2 separate regions of the Homo sapiens genome follow, and region 1 is linked to region 2. Evidence: read pairs that join two places in POLR2A ChIA-PET (ENCODE). Cell type or tissue: IMR-90. All regions are shown on one strand.

Region 1 (8,000 bases), 570 kb before region 2:
AGAGGTTAACAGAAGTCACCAAAATCCCCTTAGGACATTTGTTGCAGACATACTTATGATTTACTGGCAAATATTACGGTTAAACTTAAAGTATAGGACAAACATACATAATATATATATAGAGAGAAATGTTAAAATGAAATATATTCTATGTTGCTAGTTGGCCTCCAAGCAAAAATTGAAATAGTATGAATTATGAATTTGTGTTTTCCTTTAACAGATCAGCATTTAATGGTGAACAAGCTCTCCCCCTTGGTAAAGTGATTACTGGGCATTGGCTTGTCAAAACTACTTACTGCATGAGTTCAGAACTCAAAAGCTCTATTAAAGTTCCAATTAAAAATATATTGTCTATTGTCTATCTTTACTCTCCTCCACCTCCCCTCAGCCTTTATAACCCTTTGGGTCTCTGCTGACCAAAAGGCCCTTGTGTATATTCTTAAATATTCATGCTAAAGCACTCCATGTCTCATTATGCCCTCAGTGATTTCCAAGAGCAGCAGTGGGCTTCATCATTTAGCCTCTGGGTCTCTGAGTATGTAGCTTCCTCGGATGGAGAACCTTCTCTCCACCTCCCCTGACCCCCATTTTCTTTTTACTCCCATCCCTACTCACCTCCACTACCTTTGCTTGAATAACAATTTTTAATTTCCTTGCTGATATGGTTTGGCTGTGTCCTCACCCAAATCTCATCTTGAATTGTAGTTCCCATAATCCCCATGTGTCGTGGGAGGTAATTTAATCATGGGGATGGTTATCCTTATGGTGTTCTCATGATGGTGAGTGAGTTCTAATGAGATCTGATGGTTTTATAAGGGGCTTTTCCCCTTTTGCTCACTCTTCTCCTTGATGCCACCATGTGAAGAAAGATGTGTTTGCTTCCCCTTCTGCCATGACTGTAGCTTTTCTGAGGCTTCCCCAGCCATGCTCAACTGTGAGTCAATTAAACCTTTTCCCTTTATGAATTCCCCTGTCTCAGGTATGTCTTTATGAGCAGCGTGAGAACAGACTAATACACTTGTCCTTCCTGACTTCATCCAGCTAACACTTTTCTTGAGAACTGTTTTGGACCCTTTTTGCATGAAGCAGAGATCTCATTTGGTCTACACCAGAGGTCAGCAACCTATGGCCAAATCCTCCTCACCATCTGTTTTTGAAAGTGAAGTTTTATTGGAACATAGACATCCCCATTAGTTTATGTATTGCCTATTTCTGCTTTGTTGCTACAGTTGCAGAATTGAATTAGTTCAGACAGAGACCACATGGCAAAGCCACAATATTTACTCTCTGGCCCTTTATAGAAAATGTTTGGCTATCTGTGGCCTACACCTTTAGGAAGCTGGGTGTCTTTGAGTTTGGAACTTCATATGAAAAATTACGAATTTGTGATAGAGAACAAGATGTAAGAGTCGGGTCATTAAAATTTTAACTTTGCAGTTTCTTTAAATAAAAAGAAAAATTATTACTTAAATAATGTAATTTATAATAATTTGATTTACAATAAATATTTTAGATAAGTATCCATTATATAGAATCAGCCAAATACTAATTAAAGAAGAGGCAATCTCCAGCTTTTATTTCTACAGGTGAGTCCTTTTGTAAAAAAATAAACTAAAGGTATGTGGGGGCATTTAAAAATTGTTCAAGTATACTTTTTTACTGTGACAAAATATAAATAATGTAACATAAAATTGACCATTTTAACAATTTTTAAGTATCTAGTTCAGTGACATTAAATACATTCACATTGTTGTGCAAGCATCACCACCATCCAACTCCAGAAGATTTTTATCTTCTCAAACTGAAACTCTATACCCATTAAACACTAACTCCCCATTCCTCACTCTCTCTAGTCCCTAGAAACAGCCATTCTTGTCTCTGGCTTCAAGAATTTGAGTACTCTAGATACTTTGTATAAGTGAAACCATACAGTATTTGTCCTTTTGTAACTGGCTTATTTTACTTAGCATAATAATGTCTTCATCATTTACCCATATTGTATTATGTGTCAGAATTTCTTTTGGATGAAGGCTGAATAATATCATATTATATTTATATACCACATTGTGTTTGCCCACTCATCTGTCTGTGGACACTTTGGGTTGATTTTGCCTGGTAGCTATTATGAATAATGCTTCTACGAACATGGGTGTACAAATATTTCTTTGAGACACTGCCTTCAATTCTTTGGGGTATATACCCAGAAGTGGAATTGCTGGGCCAGATAGTAATTTTCTGTTTAATTTTTTGAGGAACCACCATACTGTTTTCCATAGCAGCTGTACCATTTTATATTTGTACTAGCAGTGTACAGAGATTCTGATTTCCCCACACCCTTGCCAAAATTTGTTGTATGTTTTGTTGTTGTAGTTGTGTCTGTGTTGCTAATTGCCCATTCTAATGATCGTGAAGTGATATCTCATTGTGGTTTTGATTTGCATTTCCATAATGATTAGCAATGTTAAGCACCTTTTTATGTGCTTATTGACAATTTGCATGTATTTTTTAGAGAAATATATATCCTTACCCTTTGCCCATTTTTAAATCAGGTTGTTAGTTGTTTTCTTGTTGGGTTTTAGGGGTTCTTTACATATTATGGATGCCAACCTCTACTCAAACATACAATTTTGTGCTATTCCATGACTTGTCTTTTCACTCTGTTGATAGTATCTTTCAATGCACAAAAGTTTTCAACAGTAATTCAATTGCCAATTTTTTTGTTTCCGTTGTTTTTGGTGTCATATTCAAGAAATCACTGCTAAGGTATGTCATAAAATTTCCTCCCAATATTTTCTTCTAAGGGTTTTATAATTTTTGCTTTTATATTTGTCTTTAATCCATTTTGAGTTAATTTTTGTGTATGATGTAAGATAAAGGTTCAACTTTATTCTTTTGCAAGTGGATATATAGTTTTTAAACACCATTTGTTGAAGAAACTGCCATTTTTTTCCCCATTAAGTGGTCTTAGCATCCTTCTCAAAAATCATTTGAACATATATTTCTGGACTCTCTGCTTTATTTCACTGGTCTATATGTCCATCTTTACGTGATAAAATATACATAACATGACATATTTTACCAGTACCACACTATTTTGATTAATGTAGGTTTGTAGTAAGTTAGAAAATCAGGAAGCATAGGCCAGGTGCAGTGGCTCACGGCTGTAATCCCAGCACTTTGGGAGGCCGAGGCGGGTGAATCATGAGGTCAGGAGATCAAGACCATCCTGGCTAACATGGAGAAACCCCGTCTCTACTAAAAGTACAAAAAGTTAGCTGGGCGTGGTGGCGGGCGCCTGTAGTCCCAGCTACTCGGGAGGCTAAGGCAGGATAATGGCATGAACCCGGGAGGTGGAGCTTGCAGTGAGCTGAGATCGCGCCACTGTACTCCAGCCTGGACGACAGAGCGAGACTCTGCCCCCACGCCAAAAAAAAAAAAAAAAATCAGGAAGCATAAAAACTCCAATTTGGTTTTTCTTTTTCAAGATTGCTGTGGTTATTTGGGATGCTTTAGATTCCACATGAATTTTAGGATAAATGTTTATGTATCTGTAAAAAATGTCATTGTTTCAACTATATTCTTCTGAGACATTTGCTACATAAACCAAAACCTATCCTCTTTTCTCTTTCCCACTGTTGTTACTTGAGCTTCTTCTATTTGTTCCTTTTTTTTTTTTTTTTTTTTTTTTTAGAAGGAGTTTTGCTCTTGTTGCTCAGGCTGGAGTGCAGTGCTGCGATCCTGGCTCGAGTGCAGTGCTGCGATCCTGGCTCACTGCAACCTCCGCCTCCCGGGTTCAAGCAATTCTCCTGCCTCAGCCTCCTGAGTAGCTGGGATTGCAGGCATGCGCCACCACGCCCAGCTAATTTTGTATTTTTAGTAGAGACGGGGTTTCTCCATGTTGGTCAGGTTGGTCTCAAACTCCTGACCTAAGGTGATCTGCCTGCCTTGGCCTCCCAAAGTGCTGGGATTACAGATGTGAGCCACCATGCCCGGCCTCTTTTGCCGTACCAAAGTAATGCTTTTTTAATCTGTCTACTGTATTCCCTGTGCTTTGTCCCTTCTAAATTAGATTGGTTGACAACAGCTATTAGGCTGGCATTACTTTCCTTGAACAGCTATGTAATGGTAGTAGGTCTGTTGCCTGATGCGCACAGCAAGTAAATACGTGGAGATACTGGGATGCAGCAAAGAAAGAGGTTTAATTGTATGCTGCTGAATAAGGAGATGGAAGGGAACCTCAAATCCATCCCCCCAAGTAATTTGGGGCTGGGTTTTAAAGAGTTTTGGAGTGGGCTGAATCATGGAGATTGTTGACTGGTTGGAGAGCTCAGGGTGAAGTCATGGAACGGGGAAATGAAGAAACTGTATTCTCATGCTGATTCTATTCATCTGTGGCATTTTCAAGCTGGTTAATGTCAGCTGTTTTGCCGGAATTTGGGATGTGAAAAACATCTTAAGTAATCCTTAAACAAAATCCTTAAGATTCTAATGTCAGAGATTATGTCTATAGGAACAATGAGATGCAAATCAATTCTTAAACAGTCTCATGATCCTAATGTTAGAAATCCTGTCTATAGGAACAATGAGGATGTAAATAGTCAGTATCTAGTGATTTTTGGTTACAAAGAAGTGGGTTAAGGTGCAGCCTGATTAATGCTTAACTATAACAATATTTCTGTCCAGAATTCTTGTTAATCATGGGAGGATGGTTTCAGCTATTTCACAGTAAGATCAAATATCACTCTTTGGAAGTTTTTGCCTCCTTTCTGTTCAAGGACACCATAGGTCCCAGGCACTGGACGTCTCTGTGGGCTGCCAGGATGGGTCATCAGAAACGCTCACCCACGGCTGATATAAATATGGTCATATGGTTAATAATGCTTGTTTGTAGCTGGTAAGAACACAGCTGGAGAACATAAAGATTCAGCCGTTCTCTGCCAATTGGATTTTAATGACCAAACCACAAAAGTTTGGACTATTTAAATAAGACAAATGGAAGAAAAATCCAATATCCATACCGCCCCCACCAAAAAAAAAAAAAAATCCACACAAAACCATGTGATTTGTAATCTGCAGAACTGTAAAACCAATGTTATATTTGAGTAGAAAAAAGTGGAAACTTCTTGGATATGCACAGCAGCCACTATTTGGAGTTTCAGTATTTGACCCAATAAACTGTATGATTAAAAATTTGCAGGCAGAAATCTCTTCCTTTTTCCTTTTGGAGGTTTGGTTTGGTTTTATTTTTTTAGCTGTCTTCCAAAAGGAATTCCAAAGGTTTTTGTGTTTTTTTTTTTGTTTTTTTTTTTTTTTTTTGACAATTTTATCATTTCTGACTTAAGCCTGCTGCAAATCTCTTTGAAACAACTAGGCCCAAGGGTGGCTCAGGCAACTGCCTGAATTCCACACAAATGTAAAAAGTCTCTTCCATTTTGAGTGCTGTACTTCGCTATAATAGAATCCAGATGCTTAAACCATTCAAAGATTACCTTTTACAGTGTGAACAGAAGCATGAATGTAAGTGTTATGTTAAAATGTAGTTAGATTCCAATTGTTACTAAGCTTTTTGAGTGCGACTTCTGAAGGAGAGTTGAGGCAGAGAAGCCTAGGAAAAAGAGAACTAAAAAAATGGGCCTGGGAATGTCTTATCATGTAATCACTGGAGAGAGTCATAATTAGATTAAGCTGCTGCAGAGTGTACATAATTAACAGCAGAAGAGACCAAGACACCCCTTTTGAGACTGGGGTAATAACTCAGCAAGCAGGAGCTAGATTTCTCCTCCATGTAATTTGAAAGGAAATCCCATTATGATGTGAAACTGAGCCCCGACAACTCAATATACTGCGTTAGCTACCACGACTATCTTGACTTCACAAGGAAGTGATGGGAGCGGTTTCCTACTGTGTCTTACATGTGCATGTAGTGCAGGTGAGCTCCCAAAACCTTGTTTTATACCATTTATTGTAGAAAATGCTGCACATCCCCTGCTTTCATATGTATGTTCAGTCATAGCTACATGTACGCACACCAATGTGGACTAACACTAAACTGTTATGTTGGAATAAATGACTCATTTTTTTCAGCCACCAGCATGCCTGATGGTTAAACAATAGACCAGTCTAATATTTGCATGGCACAAACAGCTAAGTTATTTTTGCCTTTAGGACAATGTTGGGGCACTGCTTACAAATTCTTAGTGATCAATCTCTGAATGTTTGAGCCAATTGCTTTCCTGGAGAAAAATAATGTAGAACAATTTATTTATTTTTTTTTTTGAGAAGGGGTCTCACTGTGTAGCCCAGGCTGGAGTGCAGTAGCATGATCACGGTACATTGCAGCCTCTACCTCCCAGGCTCAGGTGATCCTCCCACCTCAGCCTCCCGGGTAGCTGGGATTATAGGGGCATATCACCATGCTTGGCCAATTTTTTTTGTATTTTTTTGTAGAGGCAGGGTTTCACCATGTTGCCCAGGTTAGTCTTGAATTCCTGAGCTCAAACAATCCACCTGCCTTGGCCTCCCAAATTGCCGGGATTACAGGTGTGAGCCAGCAGGCCAGGGCCAATTTTTATCATTTTATATTTTCAGGCACCACCAAAAGACATTTACTATACATCAGCACTGTGTGTGAAACTTTTTTTGTTATCTCAGAATTCAGAGTTCGCATTAGAACCCAAAGGTGAAAAGTCCTACTGAAGGTCAAAAAAGGGGGCTTTCTGAATTAAGAGTTTTTTGCCGAGATCTCAATTACTTCACCTATGGGTCTTGGCCTCCTCACTTGGAAAATGAGAAAACTGAACATGATTTTTAAGGTCTTCTCTGATTCTAACATTTTAGAGGTTCTAAAATCCTCAAATCAGGGCTGACCCTTTGCATAAGAAGGGAAGTGTTTTATTTATTTATTTGTTTAATAAATATGATTGCAAAGGTTTCCTGTCTCAGAATCTTTGTGCTCTTATCACCTTGCATGCTGGATTGCCTACCTGAATTTTTGCCAGGAGGGTAGTCCTTTGGAATAAGACAGTAATTGTGTTTTCAGATTTTATTGAAAACAAAATTTTCTATGTGAGGTGAAGGTGTAGCAATAAGCCATTCTTTCCTGGTAATTTATTCACATGGAACTAGATCCCCAGATAATAGAACTGAGGGACCAGGGGAAGGGGTGTTCAAGGAACAGGGATAGGCTAGAAGGTACTTGAAGGGAAGTCTGATGATTTCAGACAGTGGGTTAGGAAGACCCTGGGAAAGTGGAGTACATTGAAATTATTATTATGTTAAAAGAAAAACCTTAGACAAATTAAATTTAACAGAGATTAGTTGAACAAAGAAAATTTGCAAATTGGGCAGTCCCAGAATCACAGCTGATTCAGAAACACTCTAGTGCTGCTGCATAGTAAAAGACTTGTGTACAGACAAAGGAAAGTGACATACAGAGAATGGAAGTGAGGGAAACAATTGGATTGGTTACAGCTTGGCGTTTGTCTTCTTTGGACCTAGTTTGAGCAGTTGGCCACCTTTGATTGGCCAAAACTCAAAACTCGGTGATTGGCACAAGAGTAAGTTACAGTCTGTTTACACATCTAGTTATGTTATAAATATGTACAGAGAAACTTTTGGCCAAACTTAAGATATGTAGGGAGGTAGCCTTAGGTGAACTTAGCTTAACAATTATTATGCTGAGACATTGCAAGTTTAATAATTTCCATCCAAAGACACCAAGCATTACTGACAGAATATTGTTCATTAGTCAATGACTCTGTCTTGTTCACAGAAAGAGCATAAGAAATTTATATCCCTGACCCCCCAGGAGGGCAATGCTTCCTTTGATATGATTATCTCTGTGCTATCTGAAGAAGTCTGTTCATTCCTAAGGGACACCAAAAACAAGGACTTGGTGGGGACCAGAACATGATGTAGGAGCAAACAACTGGGATCTATGCATCCTGCCTCTTTTTAGTGCCTTTGAGTGGTGACTCCAAGGAATGCATACCCACAGTTTA
Region 2 (8,000 bases):
TGAAGTCATCAACAAAAGTTAGGAATGTGCCCAGAATAGTCTTAGCTTCCCTTCTTATGCCTCCTTCTTCAATTCTGCCCAGTGTTTCTTTTCTCCACCCTAAACTATTTCTGGCAAAAGGAAAAATCAATGAAGATGAGTAACAACCAGAACCATCATCCTTTTACTTCCAGAAAATGACAAATGATGTAGTCAGCCTTTTCAGAAAAGTACTATAATGTAGAGAGAGGATCTGTTCTAGGTTGTATGTAAATAGTCCATTTTGGAGTATAAATTCCTGGGTTTTAATTACATTTTTGTTATGTCTTCAATTGTCATCTCTTTGCTGAAGACTACTTAAAGTTGTCGTTTTGTCCCCAATTTTCCCTGGGTTCTTGCAAAGTCTGTCTAGAGATATAACAATTTATTTTCTATCTCTGAGGTAGTGGACCTCACACTTTATTTCTCTGTTGCATAATTCACTTTATCAAAATATCCAAATCCCCACTTGATAGCTATATGGGCCCATCTTCCAGGATTACCACTAGATACAATAAATGAGTCAGGGAGCCCCAGAATCCTGACACATGTATGTATCATAAACCCAGTGTTGGAAATTATATGTGTAGCTTAATTTAAAAAAATTTTTTGAAAAACAGCATAATTTAAGGATGTAGGAATAACCAGATAAGTTTCAGAATCAAATTGTCCAAATCAGGGGTCACCAAACTTTTTCTCTTAAAGGGCCAGATAATAACTATTGTCATCTTTTCAGGCCACACAGCCAGAGTTACAACTACGTAACTCTATCCTGTAGCAGGAAATTAGCCACAGACAATATATAAACAAATAGGTATGAGTGCGTGCCAATGAAACATTTATTGTGAATATTTGATTCTCATGTAATTGCATATCAAAAAATCTTCTTTTGATTTTTTAATGTAAAAACTTAAAAACTATTTTTAGCATATAGGCTGTATAAAAACACCCTATGATGGCAACAAAGCTCCTTGAGATTCAAGAGAAAGCTGAAACTCAGTCCAAGTAATCCAATAAAATGATGCAAGAGCTGAAAAGTAAAATAGCCATTTTAAGAAAGAATTGAACTAATCTTCTAGAGCTGAAAATCTCCCTACAAGAATGTTATAATACAATCAAAGTATTAACAACAGAAGAGACCAAGCTGAGGAAAGAATCTCAGAGCCTGATTCAGAACTGATGTTATTCGAATCAACTCAGAAAAAAATAAAGAAAAAAGCGTTTTTAAAAAATTAACAAAACCTCCAAAAATATGGGATTATGTACAGAGACCAAACCTATCACTTACTGGCATACCAGAAAGAGAAGGAGAGAGAGCAGGCAACTTGGAAAACATACTTAAGGATATTGTCCACTAAAATTTCCCAAGCCTCGCTAGAAAGATTGACATGCAAATTTAGGAAACTCAGAGAAACCCTGCAAGAAACTATACAAGATGACCATCCCCAAGACACATAGTCATCAGATTCTCCATTGTCAACATGAAAGAAAAAATATTATGGGCAGCTAGAGAGAAGGAGCAGGTCACATATAAAGGGAGCCCCATTAGGCTAACAACAAACCTTTCAGCAGAAACTGTACAAGCCAGAAGAGACTGTGGGTCTATATTAAGCAACGTTGAGAAAAAGAAATTCCAACCAAGAATTTCATATCAAGCTGAACTAAGCTTCCCAAGCAAAAGAGTAATAAAATCCTTTTTGGACAAGCAAATCCTAAGGGAATTCATTACACCCTGCCTTGCAAGAGGTCCTTAAGGGACTGCTAAACGTGGAAACAAAAAGCTGTTATCCGACACCACAAAAACACACTTAAGTACATATCCCACTGACAATATAGCAACTATACAATCAGTTCTACGCAACAACCAGCTAACAACACAATGACAGAATCAAATCCGCACAAAGCAATATTAATGTTGAAAGTAAACGGGCTAAAGGCCTCACTTAAAAGGCACAGAGTGGGAAGTTGGATGAAAAAGTAACACCCACCTGCGTGTACTCTTCAAGAAACCCATCTCACATGCCATGACACCCAAAGGCTCAAAGAAAAGGAATGGAGAAAGATTTATCAAGCAAACAGAAAACAAAAAGACCAGGGATTGTTATTTTTATGTCAGACAAAACAAACTTTAAACCAACAGTGATCAAAAAGGACAAAGAAGGGAATTACAAAATGATAAAGTGTTTAATTCGACAAGAAGACAACTATCCTAAATATATATGCACCGAACACTGGAGCACTCAGACTCATAAAACAAGTTATTATAGACCTGCAAAGAGACTTAAATTACCACACAATAATAGTGGGAAACTTCAACAGCCCACTCTAAGGGTTAGACGGTTCATTGAGGCAGAAAACTAATAAAGCTGCAGGATCTAAACTTGATCCAGCAGATATCTACAGAACACTCCATCCCAAAACAACAGAATATATGTTCTCATCTGCGCATGGCACATACTGCAAGATTGACCACCTGTTCGGCCATAAAGCAATTCCTAACAAACTCAAAAAACCAAAATCATACGAACCACATTCAAAGACCACAGTGCAATAAAAATTGAAATCAATACCAAGAGGATTTTTGAAAACTGTACAATTACATGGAAATTAAACAACCTGCTCCTGAATGACTTTTGGGTAAAGAATGAAATTAAGGCAGAAATAAAGACATTGTTTGAAACTTATAAAAACAATGATACAACATACCAGATTCTCTGGGATACAGCTAAAGCATTATTCAGGGGAAAGTTTAGAGTGCTAAATGCCAACATCAAAATGGTAGAACGATCTCAAATTAACAACCTAACATCCCACCTAGAGAAACTAGACAAACAAGAGGAAACCAATTCCAAAGCTAGCAGAAAGAGCCAAAATCAGAGCTGAACTGAATGGAATTGAGACATAAAAACCCGTACAAAAGACAAGTGAAACCAAAAGTTTGCACTTTTAAAGAATAAATAGATTAATATACTTCTAGCTAGACTAATAAAGAAAAAAAGAGAGAAGATTCAAATAAACACAATCAGAAATGACAAAGGTGACATTACCACTGACCACAAACAAATACATAAAACCCTCAGAGACTATTACAAATACCTCTATGCACACAAACTAGAAAACCTAGAAGAAATGAATGAATTCCTGGAAATACCCAACTTTCAAGATTGAGCCAGGAAGAAATCGCATATCTGTACAGACCAATAACGAGCTCTGAAATCTAATCAGTAATTAAAGAACTACCAACCAGAAAAAGTCCGGGAACAGATGGATTCACAACTGAATTATACCAGACATATAAAGAAGGGTGGTATCAACCTATCAAACTATTCCAAAAAATTGAGGAGGAGGGATGCCTCCCTAAGTCATTCTATGAGGGCAGCATCATTCAATATCAAAACCTGGCACAGGCCGGGCATGGTGGCTCACACCTGTAATCCCAGCACTTTGGGAGGCCAAGGCAGGTGAATCACCTGAAGTCAGGAGTTGAAGACCAGCCTGGCCAACATGGTGAAACCCTATCTCTACTAAAAACACAAAAACTAGCTGGGTGTGGTGGCGGGTGCTGTAATCCCAGCTACCCGGGAGGCTTAGGCAAGAGAATCACTTGAACCCAGGAGGCAGGCATTGTAGTTAGCCAAGATGGTGCCATTGCATTCCAGCCTGGGCAACAAGAGCAAAACGCTGCCCGCTCCCCGACCTCCACAAAAAACAAACAAACAAACAAACAAAAACACCAAAAAACCTGGCACAGACACAATGAGGGAAGAAAACTTCAGGACAATGTCCCTGATGAACATAGACACATACTAGCCAGTTGAATCCAGCACCACATTGCAAAGCTAATCTATTATGATCAAGTAGGTTTTATCCCTGGGTTGCAAGTTTACTTCAACATACACAAATCAATAAATGTGATTCATCACATAAAGAGAACTAAAAACAAAGACAGGATGATCATCTCAATAGATGCAGAAAAGGCTCTCAATAAAATTTAACATCTGTTTATGTTAAAAACCCTCAAAAAAGTAGGCATCAAAGGAACATATCTCAAAATAATAAGAGCCATCTATAAGAAACCAACAGCCAACCTCATACTTCCCATCATACGGAATGGGAAAAAGCAGAAAGCATTCCCCCTTAGAATGAGAACAAGACAGGAATGCCCACCCTCACCACTCCTATTCAAGACAGTACAGGAAATCCTAGACAGAGCAATCAGGCAAAAGAAAGAAATAAAAGACATTTAAATAGGAAGACTGGATGTCAAACTAGATCTCTTTGCGGGTGATATGATTCTATACCTAGAAAACCCCAGAGTCTCTGCTCAAAGTCTCCTAGAATGGATGGAAAACTTCAGTTTTCAGTTTCAGTTTTGTATCCTGAAACTTCAGTTTACAGGATACAGCTAACCAGGTAAGTGAAATATATCTACAGTGAGAATTATAAAGTATTGCTGAAAGAAATCAAAGACAACAAAGACAAATCGAAAAATATTCCATGCTTATGGATAGGAAGAATATGGTTAAAATGACCATACTGCCCAAAGCAATACAGATTCAGTGCTATTCCTATCAAACTACCAATGTCATTGTTCATACAACTAGAAAAAAGCTATTTTAAAATTCACATGGAATTAAACAACAAAAAAGGCCTGAATAGCCAAAGTAAACCTAAGGAAAAAGAATACTACCCAACTTCAAACTATACTACAAGGCTACTTTGTATACGAAAACAGCATGGCACTGTTACAAAAACAGATGCATAGACCAATGGAACAGAATAGAGAGCCCAGAAATAAAGCCACACACCTATAACCATTTGATCTTCAACAAAGTCAATAGTAACAAGCAATGGGGAAAGGACTCCCTCTTCAATTAATGGTGCTAGAATAACTGGTTAGCCGTATGCAGAAGATTGAAACTGGACCCCTTCCTTTCACCATATCCAAAAATCAACTCAAGATGGATGAAAGACTTAAACATAAAACCTAAAACTATAAAAACCCTAGAAGAAAACCTATGAAATATCACTGTGGACATAGGCCTTCACAAAGATATCATGATGAAGATTTCAAAAGCAATTGCAAACAAAAATAAAAATGTATAACTGGGCCGTAATTAAACTAAAGCACTTCTGCTTAGCAAAGGAGACCATCAACAGAGTAAACAGACAATCTAAAGAATGACAGAAAATATTTGTGAACTATGCATCCAACAAAGGTCTAATATCCAGATTCTATGAGGAACTTATACAAATCAACAAGCGAAAAACAAACAACCCCATTAAAAAGTGAACAAAGGACATGAACAGACACTTTTCAAAAGAAGACATACATGCAGCCAATAAGCATATGAAAAAATGCTCAACATCACTAATCATTAAAGAAATTCTAATCAAAACCACAATAAGATACCACCTTATACCAGTCAGAATGGCTATTATTAAAGAGTCAAAGAATAACAGATGTTGGTGAGGTTGCAGAGAAAAAAGAATACTTGTACACTGCCGGTGGAAATGTAAACTAATTCAGCTACTGTGGAAAGCAGTTTGGAGATTTGTTAAAGAACTTAAAACAGAACTACCATTCAACCCAGCAATCCAATTACTGGATATATACCCAGAATATAAATCATTCTACCAGAAAAACACATGTATGCACAGTTCATCACAGCACTTTTCACAATAGTAAAGACATGAAGACAACCTGGATGCCCATCACTGGTGTGGTGGACTGGATAAAGAAAATGTGGGGCTGGGTGTGGTGGCTCATGCCTGTAATCCCAAAACTTTGGAAGACCAAGGCTGGTGAATCACTTGACCAGCCTGGCCAACATGGTGAAATCTTGTCTCTACCAAAAATACAAAAATGAGCCGGGTGTGGTGGTGCATGCCTGTAGTCCCAACTATTCGAGAGGCTGAGGGAGGAGAATCACTTTAATCCAGGAGGCACAGGTTGCAGTGAGCCACTGCAAGATCACGCCACTGCACTTCAGCCTGGGTGACAGAGCAAGACTCCATCTCAAAAAAAAAAAAAAAAAAAAAAGAAAGGAAATGTGGTACATATAGACCATGGAATACACACAGCCATAAAAAAAAAAGGATAAAATAATGTCATTTGCAGCAATATAGATGTAGCTGGAGGCCATTATCGAAAGTGGACTAACACAAGAACAGAAAACAAAATACCACATGTTCCATGTTCTCACTTATAAGTGGGAGCTAAACCTTGACTACACATGGACACAAAGAGCAGAACAGTAGACACCAGTGTCTTCTTGAGGGTGGAGGATGAGAAGGAGGTAAGGGTTGAAAAACTACCTATCAGGTATTATGCTCACTGTCTGGGTGACAAAATCATTTGTATACCAAACCCCAGTGATATGCAATTTACTCATGTAACAAATCTACACATATACCTCCTGAATATAAATAAAAGTTGAAAGAAAAAATTATAAACAAACCACATAGAATAAAAATAAAATAACAAACACTTTATGGACTGGGTTTGGCCTGTGGAACATAGTTTGCCAATGGCTATCTAAATTAAGGTAAGACTAGACAAGTAACATATCACCATGAAGATGCAAGCAGAGAGCAGGAGAGAAAACAGCAAAAGCTTCTCAGATGGAACTAAGCCTATGAAGATGAGTACATGTATTACTTTCATATAGGTCTCAACTGAGGCACACTAGAGAAAAGAAAGGACGGTTTCAACTGAGCACTTTAATGTTGACATTACAATATATTCTGCTTTAAGTAAATGTTGAGAATATAAAAATTACAACAGCATTGTGATAAACATATTTTATGGTGAATACTTAGTAAAATGCTATATTTTATTTTGATAACTACCCACAAGGACTTGAAAAGTCAGTTTTCTGTTTTTCGTTATGGACCTGAGATATTGTTTCATATACTCTTCAGTAAGTTACTTTTCTTGTATGTCCAGGAAAAGAACAGAGTTTACTTTTTTAAGTAAAAGTTTAAAAATGTTTTAAAAATGTATGTTTAAAACTCTTAGAAAAAATGAGTCAAAAACAAATTGCAGGAATTCCTGGCTTTTCTTATAAAGTTTCTTACATTGTAAAAATAATTAAAATATACAAATGTGGAACACATAGTTAATAAGAGGCTCTAAATATTTTATGACTTTCCATTGAACAATTTGCTTATATTCCCATGTCTTAAGAAATCATCAGCAGGGGAGGAAGCATACTTTAAGGAGAAAAAGCACTAGGAAAAAGGGGTGCTACTTTCTCATTGCAGAGAAATGTGTATGAGCCTGAGTATCTGCCGTTGCTACCTATTACCTTGGTTACTTTCGTTAAGTGTTGTCTTTAAGGCTGAAGCTTTTTCAGAATGATGGGATTAGACCAAATCAGCAATTTTTCACCCTTTCTTATCTTACATTACAAACCTCTTAGGGGATGTGAAATTAAAACCACCTGCTATGGTCTGAATATCAGTTTTGCCCCAAAATTCATATGGTGGAAACTAATAGTATTAGAAAGCGGGGTCTTTTAGGAAGTACTTAAGTCATGAGGACTCCAACACCATGAGTGGGATTAGTACCCTTATAAAAGAGACTGAAGGGAGCTGCCTTGCTCTTCAGCCATGTGAGAACTCAGCAAGAGGTGCTATTTTGGAAGCAAATAGCAGCCCCTTACCAGACACTGAATCTGCTGGTGCTCTTGTCTTGGACTTCCCAGCCTCTGGGACTGTGAGAAATAAATGTCTATGATTTACAAATTGCTCAGTCTAAGCTAATTTTGTTATAGCCACCCAAATGGACTAAAATACCACTTTTTATGATGACCTCTTTAAATAAAAGTAAGACAAGGAGACAATGGAATGAGCCCCTATGGCATGGGCCGTGGAGTCCCACTGCTCAGCATAATCCTGCAAGAAGATTTCTTTTCACCTTCTTCCTCCAGGGCCCTCTTGTACTTACCTAAATAACGTCCATGGCCCCTTCCAGAGCA

The links. Peaks named below come from ENCODE experiments on the same cell type or tissue, not always from the same donor. Only the 100,000 strongest peaks of a DNase experiment are listed, where the experiment ranks them.
Region 1: POLR2A ChIA-PET joins it to region 2 with 14 read pairs; 2 of 35 experiments call an interaction of 5 or more read pairs at or near these places.

What each region holds. Positions count from the first base shown.
Region 1 is chr1:219,371,180-219,379,179 of GRCh38, reverse strand. It overlaps a transcript of LYPLAL1 not described here. Among named protein-coding and RNA genes, the nearest start is that of LYPLAL1-AS1, 180 kb to the left of the region's middle. In IMR-90, no CTCF peak of the experiment used is centred here; no DNase peak of the experiment used is centred here; H3K27ac peaks cover 566 bases.
Region 2 is chr1:218,796,342-218,804,341 of GRCh38, reverse strand. No RefSeq gene overlaps it. Among named protein-coding and RNA genes, the nearest start is that of LINC01710, 120 kb to the left of the region's middle. In IMR-90, no CTCF peak of the experiment used is centred here; no DNase peak of the experiment used is centred here.